2 separate regions of the Homo sapiens genome follow, and region 2 is linked to region 1. The links are chromatin contacts, found by Hi-C or POLR2A ChIA-PET in ENCODE. All regions are on one chromosome and are shown on one strand. Each heading gives the region's core, a stretch centred on a gene start or an enhancer-like site at or near the end of the contact. The rest is flanking DNA. Distances are from core to core; before and after follow the strand shown.

The links. A loop is a pair of places that touch in the nucleus more often than their neighbours do. ChIA-PET counts read pairs that join two places held with the same protein, here RNA polymerase II (POLR2A). Pooled maps may share reads with other maps.
Region 2: a loop to region 1 is called in a map of heart right ventricle, with 2.6 times the contacts of the local background. The contact joins the enhancer-like site here to the promoter of DDAH1 in region 1. A Hi-C loop is called at or near these places in 3 of 168 maps with a recorded cell type or tissue (Right ventricle myocardium superior, heart right ventricle and posterior vena cava) and 2 of 50 pooled maps. POLR2A ChIA-PET finds 5 or more read pairs at or near these places in 6 of 52 experiments (A549, HCT116, HEK293T and 3 more).

The regions. Positions count from the first base shown.
Region 1 is chr1:85,463,607-85,466,571 of GRCh38, reverse strand. It overlaps DDAH1 (dimethylarginine dimethylaminohydrolase 1), which reads left to right and starts at 1,413. Exons shown (of 6, transcript NM_012137.4): 1 at 1,413-1,829. The coding sequence starts at 1,527. RefSeq lists silencers at 1,155-1,564, 1,805-2,004.
Region 2 is chr1:85,501,567-85,504,536 of GRCh38, reverse strand. It overlaps a transcript of DDAH1 not described here. Among named protein-coding and RNA genes, the nearest start is that of DDAH1, 38 kb to the right of the region's middle. Within about 2 kb of position 1,542, at least 3 of the 41 ENCODE cell types and tissues checked have a DNase peak (open chromatin) inside an H3K27ac peak, as active enhancers do.

The DNA.
Region 1 (2,965 bases), core at 164-2,663:
GTCCTTGAGACTCCTCAAATTTGGGCAGGGCGTGGTAGCTCATGCCTGTAATCCCAGCACTTTGGGAGGTGGAGGCGGGTGGATCACCTGAGGTCAGGAGTTCGAGACCAGCCTAGCCAACATGGTGAAACCCTGTCTCTGCTAAAAATACAAATTAGCCGCGAGTGGTGGCGTGCACCTGTAGTCCCAGCTACTCAGGAGGCTGAGGCAGGAGAATTGCTTGAACTGGGGAGGCAGCAGTTGAAGTAAGCCGAGATCGTGCCACTGCACTCCAGCCTGGGCAACAAGAGTGAAACTCCGTCAAAACAAAACAACAACAAAAAACAAAAAAAACTCCTCAAATGTGAAGCTGAGAATTTTGAAGCTCATTTATAAATTCACACCACCCTTGTGGGAGGGGAGAGAAGGCAGATCACATCTCTGGGCTCAGTTGGGGCAACCATTCTAGGATGCTCAGAGAGACCTGCTCCTAGAAATCCAGAGTTTCCTAAAAGCTGGGATCAGAGTTCTGGCAAGAAGGCTGTAGCCTGGGCCTTGGCCCTAGACCACCAAAAAAGTGAATACAGGCTTAGGCAGTGTTCATAGAGGCCCAGCATCTGGAACAAGGGTGCTGCTGTAGTCTGTGCTGGTCAGACCACACAGGAAGAATTGTTTATTTTCCGGATACTATGATTTTAAAAGGATACAAGCAAATTGGTGTGTATCAAAAGGAAGCTGACCAGAATGTTGAAGGGACTTGGAAACCAAATCACTAGTTACTTTTCAGTGGTTTGGGCTCCAGGACTGGAGGGGGTTTAGGGTGGGGGGTAGAGGATGGTGTTAGGCAGCATAGATAATTAGAACTGTTTTCAGATATGCAAATGCTGTTTTGTGAAAACACACACACACGCGAACACACACAAAACAAGAAAAACTTGTACTTTAGGTAAGGCCAGAAAACAGAACTGGGACCCGTGGGATTTAAGCTCAACATGAAGAATCTGTAAACCATTATAGCTCTTCAAAAGTGGGCTAGACTTTGTAAGCACGCAAGGTTTAAACTGTTCAGGTAAAGACCAGGAAGCCCTCCAGCTGCTCTGTCCAGACCGAGGCCGGCTCTCCAAGTCCGCGCTGGGGACGATGGGAGGTGTGCACCTGCGACAGAACACAGGTACCGCCAGGTCCGGGTAGCGGTGGCTTTTCGCCGAGGTCCCCCGCCTCCGCATACTTCTTGCCCTCGCTGCTTCCCCGGCCGCCTCTCCTGGCCCCACTCCTCGCCCGGCGCTCGCCGCTACAACTCCCGCCTGGGCTGGCGCGAGACCCGCGAGCGCCGGAGTGGGCGCGCGGGATGCGCGCGGGCCGGCGCCCGGAGCTCTGGGCATGCTCAGTCGCGCGGGCAGGGCTCCGGGCGCGAGCTGGGCTCCTTCTGCACCACATTCAGCGGCTGCCAAGAGGAGCCGACGGGCGCTCGCAGGCTCAGCGCGCGCTGCCCGCGGCAGGACCCGGCCGCCTCCGCCGCCGCCGCCGCCCCTAAGCCTCCCGAAGCCATGGCCGGGCTCGGCCACCCCGCCGCCTTCGGCCGGGCCACCCACGCCGTGGTGCGGGCGCTACCCGAGTCGCTCGGCCAGCACGCGCTGAGAAGCGCCAAGGGCGAGGAGGTGGACGTCGCCCGCGCGGAACGGCAGCACCAGCTCTACGTGGGCGTGCTGGGCAGCAAGCTGGGGCTGCAGGTGGTGGAGCTGCCGGCCGACGAGAGCCTTCCGGACTGCGTCTTCGTGGAGGACGTGGCCGTGGTGTGCGAGGAGACGGCCCTCATCACCCGACCCGGGGCGCCGAGCCGGAGGAAGGAGGTAACTGCCGACTCGAGGGGCGCGGCCGGGGCGCGCGCCAGGCCCTCCCCCGCCGCCGGCCGCCGTGTTGCCTGGGGAGTCGCGCCATTGGCCCTCGGGCTAGTAGTTCACAACTTCCCGTCGGGGGGCGAGTGTGTGTGTGTGTGTGTGTGTCAGAGAGTCAGAGAGAAGTTCATTGTTCACACCTCCCGGCTGCCGGCAGCCTTCTGGAGGATCCGATTCAATGTGGTTGTACGGTCTCGGGCAGGTGGGTGGGCGGGGGATTCCGTCTCACGGGCATTTTTATTTGTGAAAATTAAACGGCAGCGACGACAGTGCAACTCTGAGTGTTTCCCAGGGAGCGAGGGCCGCGAGGGGTGCCGCTCCGGTAGGGCGGGTGGAGGCTGGGCGTCCCTCCAGGGGGCAGCGCCAGTCGTGACACCGAAGCCCCCAAGTCCTGCCTGGCGCTCGGAGCAGGACAAGCTGGATGAATTAACGGGGTGTCGGTGCCCACAGACCTGGGGCTTCTCAAGTTAGTTTTCAGTGGTGGCGAGTGAGTCCCAAAGAACGGGACTAGTAAGTGAATGAATGGAAGGAAAAGTGTTTTGTTGGTGAGCTGTGCTAAATGTGTGCATGAATGGGCTAGGTTTGAAAAGCTGTACTCTGTGCGGTGTTGGGTGTGTGTGCTAGCGAGCGTGTTTAATTAGAGATGGTTGTTTCACAAATTCCATAATTTTTATTCTCTATATTTTTAAACTCACAGCAATTAAGAGAGTTTTTCTGTTCTCAAGGGTTGTAACTACTTTGAAATACTGCAGCTTGTGAAATGGCTGATTGCTTTAAGTGCAATGTAGGTTAGTGGGGAGAGACAAATAGAGTGAGATTGGATTTTAAAATGCCATCTGGCCTGGGATTCTTCTCATTGCCAGTTAAGAGCCCAGGCTCAAGACTCCGTTGCTATTGGCATCCAGTGGCATTGCAAGAAGCTAGTGGTTTCTTTCATTTCTGGAGATTTAAGAATTTTTTTTCTATTTTGTCTGTATTCACTTCACATTGGAAATGCCTCATAGAGCTTATGATAAAATATGCTTATTCCTCACCTGCTCCACTACTTGGTTGATGGAATGCCACATGGTCTGAGAAAATAAGCATATTCT
Region 2 (2,970 bases), core at 293-2,792, 38 kb before region 1:
GTTTGCTTGGTTATGCTACTGTGATTCAAAATCTGAATGATGGTTTTCTTGGTTCTTCTATAGCACTATGGTGACCCAGGAGTGTGACCCAGGAGAGTGACCCAGGAGATTTTATCACAGCCAAAGACTATTGTTGAGAGCCTGCTCATCTCTGCCAACTTTTTATTGACTCAATAAGTTATCACCCTTTGTTCTCTTTAATTTTACCTGTCATTTCCATTGAATTACAGAAAGGTCTTTGAGGCCAATGACCCTGCCATCTAGTTTTGTTATACAGTAGATCCAGTATCCTGTACAGTGGGCTATCAACAGAGGGCATGATCTAATAAAACACACATTTATTTCGTGGAGTTATAGAGCCATCATCTCTTACTTAGGTTATGACAGCTCCTAATGGGTCTTGGAGTCTTGAGGTCTTATGCTCTTGCTTCCCTACAATGCAGCCTACGCTGCAGCCAAAGCGATCTTTGAGCAATATCATCACAGCATGCCAGTCTGTTTGAAACCTTCCAATCCTTTCCCTGTATTTATAATAAAATCCAAACTCTTTACTGTGGACTTGTAAGCCCTACCTGATCTGGGCTAGTCTGTCTGTCTGACCGCATCCCCTGTGATTCACCTCCTGGATCGTTACATTGCAGCAATACTGAAGTTCTCCCTCCCTAGACTGACCTTTTCCCCCATCATCACCTGCCACTTAGCCCAGAGGTCACCTTAGAGATCTTCCCTCATCTCCCTATCTCATGTTTTCCTGCCACTATTTCCTATCCCATCTTCCTGCTTTATTTTCTTCTCATCACTTACCACTGTCCAATATTGTACTTATCAGTAGGTGATGTTAGTTTGTGTGTTTATTGGAAGCTCCATGATAGCAGGCATCTTGTCTATCTTGTATTCCAAGTACTGGGAACAGAACCTGGTACCTTCATGGGCTTAGTAGATAGATAGATGGATGGATAGATAGATGGATAGATAGATAGATAGATAGATAGATAGATAGATAGATAGATAGATAGATGAACTTTAAAGAACATCAGCCGGGTGCAGTGGCTTATGCCTGTATTCTCAGCACTTTGGGAGGCCCGAGGTGGGTGGATCACCTGAGGTCAGGAGTTCGAGACCAGCCTGGCTAACATGGTGAAAACCCGTTTCTACTAAAAATACAAAAAATTAGCCTGGTGGCGCATACCTGTAATCTCAGCAACTCAGGAAGCTGAGGCAGGAGCATCGCTTGAACCCAGGAGGCGGAGGTTGCAGTGAGCTGAGACCACACCATTGCACTCCAGCTTGGGCAACAAGAGTGAAACTCCATTTCAAACAAATGAACAAACAAAAAGATAAAGAACATCTATATAGTCTAATATATTTCAACTTTTTTAAAGCAAGGAACTCTTATCAAACAAAATGTTTGTTTTTAAATTATTAATTTGGTTGTTGGGGTTTTTTTTTAACTTATTTCTTGACAATTAATAGGATTCCATACACATAAAAAGTTCTTAGCAAACACTTAACAATTTACTGAGTCCGTGTTCAATGAGATCCACCACCAGGGGGACATCAATCCACTGACTGGTAGCTATGGATAGTGAGAAAATCTGGCTGAAGGAGAAGCAGATCTGACTCCAGGAGACAAAGGCAGGCAGAGGCCCCGAGTGTTCTGGTAGTGTGACTCCTCCAGGGCTTCCCCATGGCTCTGCAGACAGAGGTGGTAGGAGGCAGGAGAGGCAGGGCTATCTCTGGAGAACCCAGAAGAGAAGCAGCAAAAGAGGACTCTTTAATGCAGGCCAGGCTTCAGTGAGAAACTGCCTGGCCTGGAGCAGCCCTGTACCAGTGGCTGCAGCACTGCAGAAACAATGGCAGTGGTGGTGGCGGTGGGGATAGGTGGAAGCAGCAGTGGTGGTGATGCCACAAGAAAAACTTCTTAGGGAGGTACTAAGATGGGAAGCAGCCTCTTACCAGGCTGAAGCCAGAGGGATCTGAGAAGGGGGCAATGATGGCAGTGACAAGCAAGGGACAGCAAGGAGGTCCTCAAAAGTGTCACATTTTCCCAGGAGAAAGGAAGAGATTCAAAGAACTGAAATTCCAGCAGTTGAGCATGTGTGATCTCAGTCAGAGCCACTGGCTTTGTTGTCATTTGGTTGTGTTTACTTTTCAGTATCATTCTCAAGAATTAAGCAAGATAACATGTGCAAAGCATCTAGCAGAGTGCGTGGGGTGTAGTCAGCAAATGTCGTTTCCTCTCGTTGTTGGGCAACCACCAGTAGCACCATATCAGAATTAAAGGTGAATAGAGGAATACTGTGTTAAGCTCTGAGGAAGAAACAATGATAAATTAGACATTGTCCGTGTCTTCAAAGAGTTTACAATATGGAAGTGACATGATCGTTCAAAAGGCAGAAAGTGCAAAGTGCTGTCTGAAGCAGTGCCAATAAAGTGTTAAGTATGTTCATATATACTTATACCTGGCATAAATTCCAGCGTAGCAGACTGGATAAGCTTTATGGAGAAAGTTTGGATTTTAAAGAATGAATATAATTTAGGCATGGGAAGCATGGTTAAAGGATAAAGAGGAGGAGAAGGTAGTGAAAGAATAATAAGAAATTTAGGAGGAAAATCAAGATTAGAGTTCTAAAAACCAGGGAGAATTTCAAACAGGAGATGATGAGCAAAAGTATCCAGTGTGAAGGACTTCTGCTTCTGGCTTTGATGAAGTTACTAGTACCAGCCCTCTTGCCATAAATAGCTGTAAAACTGGACAAAATATATGGAGCAACTGTTTTCAGACGTTGAAATTCACCCAGTGTTGAACTTTGATCCCTGGGAAAAGGGAAACACATGAGATGAAACCCTTGGTCACCTTGTCTTTTTTCCTGGCGGCACAGCAAAATGGAGCCCAAGTTGATAATGGTTGCTTTACTGTTCTGAGGAGGCAGAGATCACAGTTCAGGGTGGTTGAGGTGGTTGGAATTT